2 separate regions of the Homo sapiens genome follow, and region 2 is linked to region 1. The links are chromatin loops, found by intact Hi-C in ENCODE. Cell type or tissue: thyroid gland. All regions are shown on one strand. Each heading gives the region's core, and the rest is flanking DNA. Links, peaks and the distances in the headings are about the cores only. Region 1 overlaps TOP3B (DNA topoisomerase III beta). Region 2 overlaps PPM1F (protein phosphatase, Mg2+/Mn2+ dependent 1F).

Region 1 (5,364 bases), core at 304-5,303:
GTGCTGTTTCCCCCTATCTTTGAATTCCCTCCAAATAGGAAGAGTTTTAGATGCTGGGTACCCAGAAATGACAGGCACCTACCTGGCCTCCCCTTGGTCCAGCAGTTGAGAGGGGAAGAGACCCTCGTTCAGCTGAGAAGGCATGGTCCGCAGGGGACGGTGCCCCAAAAGTGGTGCCCGGTGCCCAGAAGCTGAGAAAGTACAGCTGAGTATGGTCAGTGGAGAGGGTGAGAATTCGATAATTAGAAGGTCCCTGGTAACCGAGAGTAGATCTGGAGTCTGTTTTAGTAAACGATGAATAACGTTTCAATGAAGTGAGGCAAAAATGGAATTGAAGAGTGAAAACATAAATACAGAGAAAGAGCCCACCCCTGCCTGCTCCTGGCTCCCGGCAGCCTGGGGCTCTGCATCGAGAGTGCTCTGTGCTAGGTTGTTGGCAGATGCTGTTTTCCCTGAGCGCCGTCCCACCTCTCAGTGCCCAACTACCCGCACCAGTCTGCGGAATGTCGTCACTCACCACTCTGGGGAAGGAGGACTCTGGCCCTCTGGGAGGTGGCATCCGGGCTGGGGTCTCCACAGGGTCTTCAGCTCAGCTGAAGCAGCCAGTCACTTTGTGCTTCCTCATCCCCAGGGAGCCTGTCCTCACACAAAGGGCTGAACGGGGCCTGCTCAGTCCACGAGTACACTGGGACCTTTGCTGGCCAGCCAGTGCGCTTCAAGATGACGTCTGTCTGTGGTCACGTGATGACCCTGGATTTCCTGGGTAAGCCCCTCTACCCTCCATCCTACTGAAGGGAGTTCTGCATGGCACTGGCCAGGGTCCAGTTGAAGCCAGGAGATGCCTCTAGGCAGGGAAGTTTGTCCCAACTCCATGAGTCATAAGGCCAGCAGATCATGAAGTAGCAATGAGAGGGTCCCTGGTGCGGTGCCCAGAACCCAGGCTCTGGAACTCAGCCCTGGGTCCCCATCATAGCGGCACCCCTTAGTCGCTGCATTCCCTGTGTGCCTTCCTATGTAGACAAAGTGGCAGCACCTATCTTAGGAAGGGCTTGACCTGTGCAGGCATTTAAGAGAAGGCTGCTGCTGTTGCCAAGTTGACCGTCATCTGTCGGTCATTTGGTGGCTGTCGTTGTCATTCCTATATTGTTACTGTTATCAATTACCTTGGAAGCGCCAGTATTAGTGACCTGCTGGGTGTAGGTTTGGGGCCATGTGGTTGGCAAGAGTCTGATCCAGGCTTTTCCCCCTGCTCTGCCGGCTCACTGGCTGGGGATGTGGGCAATGACGGCCTCTGAGTTTACACTTCTCATAGTGAAATGGGTCTCACAGCAATGCCATCTGCTTCCCAAGGCTAAGGATTCAGTGTGACAGTGAGGGCAAAGCACTCAGCACAGGGCCCGACACACAGCAAAGCCTCAGCCCTTGTTCTTGCTGCTCATTGATGACAGTGATGACAATGATGGTGACTGAGTTGTGTGGCTGAGCATTTGGACCCCAAGTTTTATCTCCAACTGGCAGGTGGGGAGCCGGGATTTGAATTTGGCTCTGTCTGACCCCATTCTCCCAGGATGCAAGAAATGGGGCCTGGGGAGGATCGCTTGAGCCCAGGAGTTCAAGACTAGTCTGGACAACATAGTGAGACCCCTGTCTCTACAAAAAAAAAAAAAAACAAAATTCTTTTTAAATCAGCTGGCATGGTGGTGCGCACCTGTAGTCTTGGGAGGCTGAGGTGGGAAGATGGACTGAGGCTGGGAGGTCGAGACTGCAGTTAGCCGTGATCGTATCACTGTACTTCATCCTGGGTGATAGAGCGAGACCCCTGTCTCAGAAAAAAAAAGAAATGGGGCCTAAAAGAAAGCCAGACAGCTGAGCATGCAAGAACCGGGTCTCTGTAGATGAGTAGGTGAATGTGCTGGGCATGAGGCTCAAAAAGATGGTCCTTTAACAGGAACGACTGCACACATGTGTGCCCCCACAGAGTGCTGGGTGGAAGGACAAAGTTCCAGAAACTCAGGTTGGAAGTGTCAATGAAGGCACCATTGTGGGGTCCAGTGCTCAGGCAAAGAGACCCAGCCCAGGAATGGTGCTCCCAGCCACAGGGAAAGTCCCGGAAGTGAGGCCAGAGTGGCAGCCCCCCGAGAGCTTGCTTGGCTCCTGTGGTTGGCCGGGGTGTGGTGGGTCCGCTCAGCAGCCGAGCAGAAAGGAGGCTGGATGGGAGGGGGTTACCAAAGGCCTGAACCCACATCCTGGCTCTGCCTCTGATCATCAGGATGACCCTGGGCAAATTGTTCTCCAAGCTTTCCCCTCCTCATTTGTGGGATGAGGCCAACATCCTCCTGGGGTTATGATGGTCTCGGAGGCTGAGCTCCTGTGACTCAATGTCACTGTGACTGGTTTGTAGGAAAATACAACAAATGGGACAAAGTGGACCCCGCAGAACTGTTCAGCCAAGCTCCCACGGAGAAGAAAGAAGCTAACCCCAAGCTGAACATGGTGAAGTTCCTGCAGGTGCGTGGGGCTGGCCTGGGCATGAGCACACCGGGGCTCCCCACCCTCCACAGCTGCCATGTCTTTGCCCACCCTTGCTTGAGTCCTAATCCCCCTTGGACAGGGGGGCCTTTGCTAGCTTTTTCTGTGAGTGCCCCCTGCTGGCCCACGAGGCACCTGCAGGCACCCCCAACACACAAGGCAGTTGCCATTGCCAACCCTCAGTCCTGGAGAGCAGGCCTTCTGCTTTTAAAATAGCTTGTTTGGTCGGGGGGTTTTTCTCCTTAATTTTAAAACAAATGCATACAGATTATGGAAAATTAGAAAGTGCAGATAAGTAGAAAGACAGAAAAATTATGCATAATCATATTACCCAAGACGACTGCTGTTATCATTTAGGGTTATTTCATTTTAACCCTTCTTCTGGGCAGTTTTGGGGTATAAGATCATGTTGCATTTATACTTTTTTTTTTGGTCCAAAAAACATCAATTATAAACTCAATTCTTTTCTGTTGGCTGAGCCAGCCTCAACACAGCCAGCTCCTTACCCAGCCCAGGTACCAGTCCTCCTAACTGAGGTTCAGGGCCTGGGACCAAGCCCTGTCCTGGATGGGAGCACTGGGGGCGGGTGGCACAGACCGGGTCTGCAGCAGGTACGTGTGAACCTGTGCTGTGTGGCAGGTGGAGGGCAGAGGCTGCGACTACATCGTGCTGTGGCTGGACTGCGACAAGGAGGGGGAGAACATCTGCTTTGAGGTGAGTGTGAGGCTCACTTTGTTCCTCACTTTTGGCCTTTCTGACACCAGCCCCAAACTGACACCAGCAGTCAGTCACATCACTCCTGGGGCCAAAGGAGGGAGTAAACTGTACCGGTTTAAAAACACCTCTCCCCTCCCTTTATTCTGAAACTCCACAGATACTTTTAACTGCATAGGCTCTATTAAAGGTGGTCAGTTGTTCCTCCGCTTGCTGAGGCCTCAACGGTATGAGTGAACATAGGAGGGGCCAAATTGTCTGGGTGGATGCAGGTTTCAGAATGGGATTGTCTTGGGGCAGCTTGGTGTTCAGCATCTTGTGCCCAGCGTGACTTCTCAGGGACCTTGGGTTGATGCTGGTTGATTCCCGACCTCAGCACTGAGCTCCTTTTGCAGGCCTCGCTCTGCTCATCTCCTGCCTCATCCAGGATGCCTCCTGCCTCCAGCCAACCCTGGGAGCCCTGCAGAGAAGCAGGTGGCAGCTGCTCCCTGTGCACACCCCATGCCCCATGCTTGCCCCGGCCATGGTGCCCTCACAGTGGCCATGACTGCTGGTCTCACTTGGTGCCCTTCAGACTGTTGTTCTATGGGTCGCCCCCGTGCTCCTGTACCCCCAGCTCTCACCCGTGGCTCAAGAGCTGGTCAGTGAGACAGAGCTGAGGCACCTGGCGTTGCAGTACAGCACCCTCAGCAAATGCGATCACACTCTGTCTCTTCCCAGATACCCTCTCCTCCCCTGCAGGGCGGCTCCTCCCTGGGGGCCTTTGCATCTGGGAATGGAGAATGGGGGCAGCTCATGGGGCTTTCTCCCTTCAGAAATGAAGCCACTTATTCCCAGTAAGGAAGCTGCGTGGCCAGGCTCCGGCGGCGACCCTAGTCCCACTGCACGGCCTTCCTAGTGAGTCTCGGCTCCAGGACCCCTGCTGTGCTTTAGCCCGAGCTGCCCCCACCACAAGCTAGGACCACCCGTGGCCTTCCTGCTCTTGCCCATTTCCTTTCCCCTTCATTCTTTTTTCCTTCCCTGTCTTTTCTTCAGCCTCTTAAAATTTCCACCCACCCCTCCAAACCCTCCCTCCTAGAAGGCAGGGAATCGTGTCACATGGGATGGGTTTGGGGACTAAGAGGTCCCTCATGTACTTGGCAGTAGCATTTCCTGATTTGGTGGGGATGAAAGCAGAGGATTAGAAGAGAGGGCGGGAGTAAGAAGGGAGTGTTCGAGTATGTTTCTAGATGGGAGTAAAGGAAGCCATGTGGTGGGGTGTTGTGGAGTGCTCAGGGCTTCTGGAAAGGCAGGGGGATAGAGGAGGGTCTGGCAGGTGCAGGAAAGGGGATAGAGGAGGGTCTGGCAGGGGCAGGAGAGGGAGCCGAGCACACGTGTTCTTTCCTGGAAGGAACCAGGCTTCACAGTGGGGTGGGGAGCTGTGGCAGGGATCTGGGAGGTGGGTCACAGCTGGCCACTCCCCACCCCCAGGTTCTTGATGCTGTTCTGCCCGTCATGAACAAGGCCCATGGTGGCGAGAAGACCGTGTTCCGGGCCAGGTTTAGCTCCATCACGGACACAGACATCTGTAATGCCATGGCCTGCCTAGGCGAGCCTGACCACAACGAGGCGCTCTCAGTGGATGCTCGCCAGGAGCTGGACCTGCGAATCGGCTGTGCATTCACCAGGTGCTGGCCACACCCGCAGAGTCCTGGGCACACCCTCACTCTCCCTCAGCCAGAGACCTGCCTCTACTGGTCCCCCTCCGGGGCCCCTAGGCCTCCTCGAGCCAGGATGAGCAACAGGGGATTTCACCAACCCTGAAGAAGGCCAGGCACAGTGGCTAACACCTGTAATCCCTGCACTTTGGGAGACCAGGATAGGAGGATTGCTTGAGGTTGGCAGTTTGAGACCAGCCTGGGCAGCATAACAAGACCCCATCTCTACAAAAAAAAAAAAAAAAAAAATTATTTTTTTGAGACAGAGTCTTGTTCTGTTGCCTAGGCTGGAATGCAGTGGTACAATCTCAGCTCACTGCAACCTCTGCCTCCCAGGCTCAAGAGATCCTCCTACCTGAGCCTTCCACTACAGGTGCTACAGGTGTGCACCACTATGCCTGGCTAATTTTTATGCATTTTGTAG
Region 2 (5,364 bases), core at 318-5,317, 55 kb after region 1:
TATGGGGCCCCCTCCCTCTCCTCTCCTCTCCTATGGTGAGCCCAGCGTGGGCACCGGGCCGTCTCAGCCGTGTTCCCAGGGCTGGGAGGACAGCTCTGGCCCTTCTTAGGCCTAGCCTCGTCCCAAGCTAAATGTAAGCCAGTTGGGCTGTGTTAAAGGAAGCAGTGTTTTTGGTTCGATTCTGCCTCTGTAGCTCAAGGGGGGCAGCCCCCAGAGTCCTGTGCATTCTGCCAAGGCTCCATAGCTTTGCCAAATGCACGGAGCTCTGCCATTCCGGTGCAGTGCAGGCCTTGCGAAGGGTTTATCTGCGTTCGTCTCGGTGGGCTTCTCCTGCATGGGAGTTGTGTTCCTGTGCAAGGGGGAGCTTTGCTCCAGGACAGGATGACTGTCTTCCCTATTCTTAGGGACAAGTCCCAAGATGCCAGAAAGGCAGTCTCCCAAGGACCCACCATGCAGAAGTGTCAATAAACCACAAGTTCTGAACTCTGTCGCCCGAGTCCTGCCTTCTTCCTGACTTCTGAGCATCTTGTCCCCTTTGATGTCCAGATGTGTTTGGAAGCTGCTTTAATATTGGGGACCATCTGCAAATCTTGCGAAGCGAGCAGACAAATTCTGGAGAGAGCCCTGGTGGCCTACACCCTCCTGGTCTAGCCAGCAACCTGATTTTCCTCCCTGAGGGGCTCTGAGCCCACCCCCACCAGCAGCAGGAAGGTGACAGGAAAGGGATTAAGCCCCTGGGACCTCACATGACATTGGGGAGCCACAGGAGCATTGAGGACCCCTCATTTTATCCAGGAGCCTGATGTGCCCCAGGAGGTTCCATCCTGAGGATGGAGACCCTCTGACATGACGCTCTTGAGGCCCACCATTTATACCCTCCTGGCACCTCCTGAGGCCAGGTGTGGTGGCGCACACCTGTAATCCCAGCACTTTGGGAGGCTGAGGTGGGAGGATCTCTTGCGCTCAGGAGTTTGAGACCAGCCTGGGCAACATAGGGAGACCCCCATCTCTACAGATAATCAAAAAATTAGCCCCAGTATGATGGCACAAGCCTGTAGTCCCAGCTACTTAGGAGGCTGAGGCAGGAGGATCGCTTAAGTTTGAGGAGCTTGAGGCTGCAGTGAGCTAGGATTGCGCCACTGCACTCCATCCTGGGTGACAGAGCAAGACCTTGTCTCAAAAAAAGAACAAAGCACTGAGCCTTTCTTCTGCCCCCTGCTCCCGCCACCCCGCTCCGCCATCCTCGAAGCCTGCATGGCACTTGTCCCACATGGGAGCTCGGCTGCCGCCCAGAAGTGAATCCACTGCAGGTTCACTGCTGGTGCTCCCTGAGGGGCAGGGTTATAGGGGGTTTTTTCCTCCCCCCTTTAGGTTTTCTTCTAAATCCTAATTTTTTTTAGTACGGTGAACATGCTTTAAAAATGCTTTTATGTAATCTGTCATGGGAATTTTAAGGGAAAAAAAAGATAAAAATGCCTTAACAGAAGACCTGGAGAGATCCACCAGCAGCAGGGGTGGGCAGTGCTAAGCCCTGGGGTCCTGGTAGAGAACTAGGAATGGCAGTGGTGGCTGCACTAGGTGGGGGAGCGAGGCTGAGGGGGTGGGGAGCAGCGCTTCGGTGGTGGGCAAGCCTCACTGTTCCTGGTGGAAGGGACTGGCCCCTGATGGCTGCTTGGACAGATATCAGAAACTCACCTCAGGACCACCACACCTGATGGATTTTAGGGAACCCCCCACAAGGCCCGCCCACCTGCCTCCCTTTGCTCTAGACCTGTGGCCCCCAACCACAACCTCCAGTCCAGACCTCTGTAGCCTCACCCACCCAAGGACGGCCAGCAGCAAAATGCAGGGCCTTGGCCCGAGCGTTGCTGCTGGTCGCTTAGCAGGCTGGAGGGCTGGTTCCCCCTGAAGCCCCAGGATAGCACGCACAGGCCCAGTCCCATGTGGCTGCAGCTCCTAGCACACATGAAACTGCTCTTGGAGACGGCTTCAGAGCCTTCTCAGTGCCCTCAGGGGGTCAGTATTGAAGCAGCCAGTCGTGGGACTCTGTCGACCAGTCCTTCAGCGCATGTTGGCCAAGTGTTTGCCACGCTGCTGCAGGTGCTGGGGCAAGGGATGAGCCAGCTACCAATTCCCCACCTAAGACAAAGAGGATTCGGCTTATCACACAGGGGTCAAGTGCCCCTAGGCCGCAAAGCTGCTAAGGGGTCCAAGCCTTGGAAAGTCACCCTTCTCAGAGTCCCCAATTCTTCACTGCCTTTTGATCTTTGGTTCCTTTCTCAATCAAGAGAAAGCAAGGCAGCAGGGGCCGGGAAACTCGCCCTTGTGCTCCTGGCTGAGCTCAGGCTTCAAGGGCACACAAACATCAGAAATGCCTCCCCGCAGACACTGCCCAGCCACGGCCAAAAGTGCTGCCCTGAACTTCTCCGTAGAATGTGGGGGAGGCCCTCAGGCTTGTGGGCGCATGGGAGCAGCTGTCCTAGGGCTGCCTGAGCCCGGTGCCTTCCCCACTCCCACTTTGCCTGCAGGCCTCCTCTCTCCTGTCTGTAGCCTTGTCTGTGCATTTTCTCCTGGTCCTTCCCAAGCCACCTGAGAGAGCTCTCAGTCCCCTCCCCCGGCTCCCGGCAGTGCCTGCTGCCCAGGGCTGCAGCCTCCAACTCTCCAGGACCAGCGCCAGAAAAGCAGCTTTTTTTTTTTTTTTGAGAGAAGTCTTGTTCTGTCTCCAGGCTGGAGTGCAGTGGTGCGATCTTGGCTCACTACAACCTCCACCTCCTGGGTTCAAGCGATTCCCCTGCCTTAGCCTTCTGAGTAGCTGGGACTACGGGTGCACACCACCACGCCCAGCTAATTTTTGTGTAGAGATAGGGTTTCACCATGTTGGCCAGGATGGTCTTGATTTCTTGACCTTGTGATCCACCCGCCTCAGCCTCCCAAAGTACTGGGATTACAGGCGTGAGCAACCGCGCCTAGCCAAAAGACAGCTTTATCTGTGTCCACTGTGTCACAGAGGGGGCATCCTTAGGGAAGCAGGGGAACTAGCCCCGGATGCAAGAGCTGGGACCAGGCCCTGGGCCGCCCACCACACCTACTCAAGCATCCATGTCCTCCTCCCCACACCCCTGCTCCTCTGAAGCTCCCAGCAGGATTTCCTTCCTAAGTATCTGCTGTCTTGACTGTTCTCTGGTGAACTGGCTTATGTGTCTGAAACTCATCTTCACAGCCAGATAGTGGCTCAGTGCTCTCTGTCTGCCCCTCACTTTCACAGAGCTGATCCCGGAGAGCACCCTCTCTCAGGACCTCTGGGTGGGGGGGGGGGAGGCCCAAGGGACTGAGGGTGCACAGGCAGGCAGACGGGCTGGAGCTGCCTGGCACCTACAGGGGGTTCACCCATGGGAGCAGGCCACAGTGTGGCAAGTGGGGGTGGGGATGGAGGTGAAAGGGGTGTGAGCCAACCCCTCAGTCAGGAGGGGGCCAAACCTGGAGCTAAGTCTAGCACAGACAGCTGAGGCCAGAGTCTGCCTGGGGAAGGGGTGGGGAGCTGGGGGGTTAGGACTGGGCCTCACACCCACCAAATGGAGGCTTCAGCTGGTGGAAGGGAGCCCAAAACCAAGGTCCCCCAGGCAAGAGGTGACGTGAGGCAGAGCCAGGGAAACAGAGGCAAGAATCCTGGCTGGGAGGGCTGATGACTGGCCTGCCCCAGATTTCCCTCAGAAGGTCCCTGGATCCCAGCTGCGTTGTGGTCCTGCAGATCCCTCCTGTTCTCACCTGGTCTTGAGAACAGGTGGCTGGTCTTGGGTGGAGCCAGGCTCTGAACCAGTTGAGGACAGGACCTCAGCTGGGGGGCTCCATACACAAAGCTGTCTTGGATCTGCTTCCTGGGACTTGGACATCGGTGTTCTGGACATCTGGGCCTCCCACAGCCAAGAAGTGGGCACAAGCCCTCGAGAGCCAGCCCTGAGGATTTGTCCTACCCCCATAGAGGGTCCTGGCCAGATGTGTTAGCTCCAGGAGCAGCACAGGGAGCCATGGTGGCACCAAAGCCCCATCACAGGCAGGCCTCTCCTTGGACCACTGTCCTAGGCAGTCACTGTGGCCATAGTCAGGGGACCTCTTCCTCACTCACTGCCCAGCCCCAGGAGGCTCAAAGGCCTGCCTCTGGGGCCCACTCCCTCCCTGCCATCTCAATGCCTGATCCCAACAATGTAGCAGACTTTTCTGAACAGCTTATCATGGTCTGTTTTCTTTCAGTAAGTGAAAGATTTTTGCACCAAGAAAAGTTTGTAGGCAGACATTTAGAAAAAAATAGTGGAAGTTTCTTACACCGTATGTGTCTATAAGGACACAGATATCAAGCCCTGACAATCCTATATGAGCAGTTCATCAGGTGCTGTTTTATTTCAGTAAATGGAAGACAAAAATCTTCTTCCTTTTTTTTTTCTTTTTTTTTTTTTTTGAGAGAGAGAGTCTCGCTCTGTCACCCAGGCTGGAGTGCAGTGGCGCGGTCTCAGCTCACTGCAACCTCTGCCTCCGAGGTTCAAGCGATTCTCTCGCCTCAGCCTCCCAAGTAGCTGGGACTACAGGCGTGGAGCACCATGCCTGGCTAATTTTTTGTACTTTAGTAGAGATGGGGTTTCACCATGTTGCTTAAGCTGGTCTCAAACTCACTCCTGAGCTCAGGCAGTCTGCCCACCTCGGCCTCCAAACGTGCTGGGATTACAGGCGTGAGCCACCACGCCTGGCTTTCTTCCATTTTTAAAACACAAAGCCTTTGACATCAACACCTTGAGAATTGATGTCCAGATCAGCTCCAAAGCCTAACAGTGAAACAGACCCACCAGCCAACATCAAAACAACTTTGCCCATAATAAGAAGATCCTTCTAGACTTCACCCTCGGCCGCCCCCACCACTCACCCTCTAACCAGTATCCTAAATGTTAGAATCATCCTCATAGATTTACCACTATGTCTATATCCCTACACACTGCTGTATAGTTTTGCTTATCTTTTAACTTTCTGAAAATGACATTTTACTGTCTGCTTTCTTATACTTCATGTTTGTGTCACTTAGCATATGTTTCTCGAATTCATCCATGCTGTGTGGGTTTCTGGATCTTTGCAGAAACAGAGCTGCCATAAACATTCTTGTCGGGTCTCCTGGTTTCCATGCACAGGAGTTTCTCTAGGGTATACACCAAGAAGTGAAAATGCTGGGCAGAGCAGGCTATGCAATTTGTAAATTAAAATTAAATTAATTGCATTAAAATTTAATTAAATTTTACATTTTTATTCTAATTTTTCCTTTTTTTTGTTGTTCGTTTTTTTGTTTGTTTGTTTTTTCGAGATGGTGTCTCACTCTGTCTCCTA

The links. Hi-C counts contacts between places; a loop is a spot of excess contacts. Peaks named below come from ENCODE experiments on the same cell type or tissue, not always from the same donor. Only the 100,000 strongest peaks of a DNase experiment are listed, where the experiment ranks them.
Region 2: it touches region 1 in a loop (5-fold over the local background); 4 of 110 quality-filtered maps call a loop at or near these places.

Annotation. Positions count from the first base shown.
Region 1 is chr22:21,969,756-21,975,119 of GRCh38, reverse strand. It overlaps TOP3B (DNA topoisomerase III beta), which reads left to right. Exons shown (of 18, transcript NM_001282112.2): 3 at 632-763; 4 at 2,402-2,508; 5 at 3,169-3,243; 6 at 4,714-4,910. Among named protein-coding and RNA genes, the nearest start is that of TOP3B, 10 kb to the left of the region's middle. In thyroid gland, for the core only: CTCF peaks have their summits at 2,447 and 2,650 (motif pointing left); no DNase peak of the experiment used is centred there.
Region 2 is chr22:21,914,544-21,919,907 of GRCh38, reverse strand. It overlaps PPM1F (protein phosphatase, Mg2+/Mn2+ dependent 1F), which reads left to right. Exons shown (of 8, transcript NM_014634.4): 8 at 1-483. Among named protein-coding and RNA genes, the nearest start is that of PPM1F-AS1, 21 kb to the left of the region's middle. RefSeq lists enhancers at 1-5, 2,181-2,991. In thyroid gland, for the core only: no CTCF peak of the experiment used is centred there; a DNase peak (open chromatin) is centred at 2,615.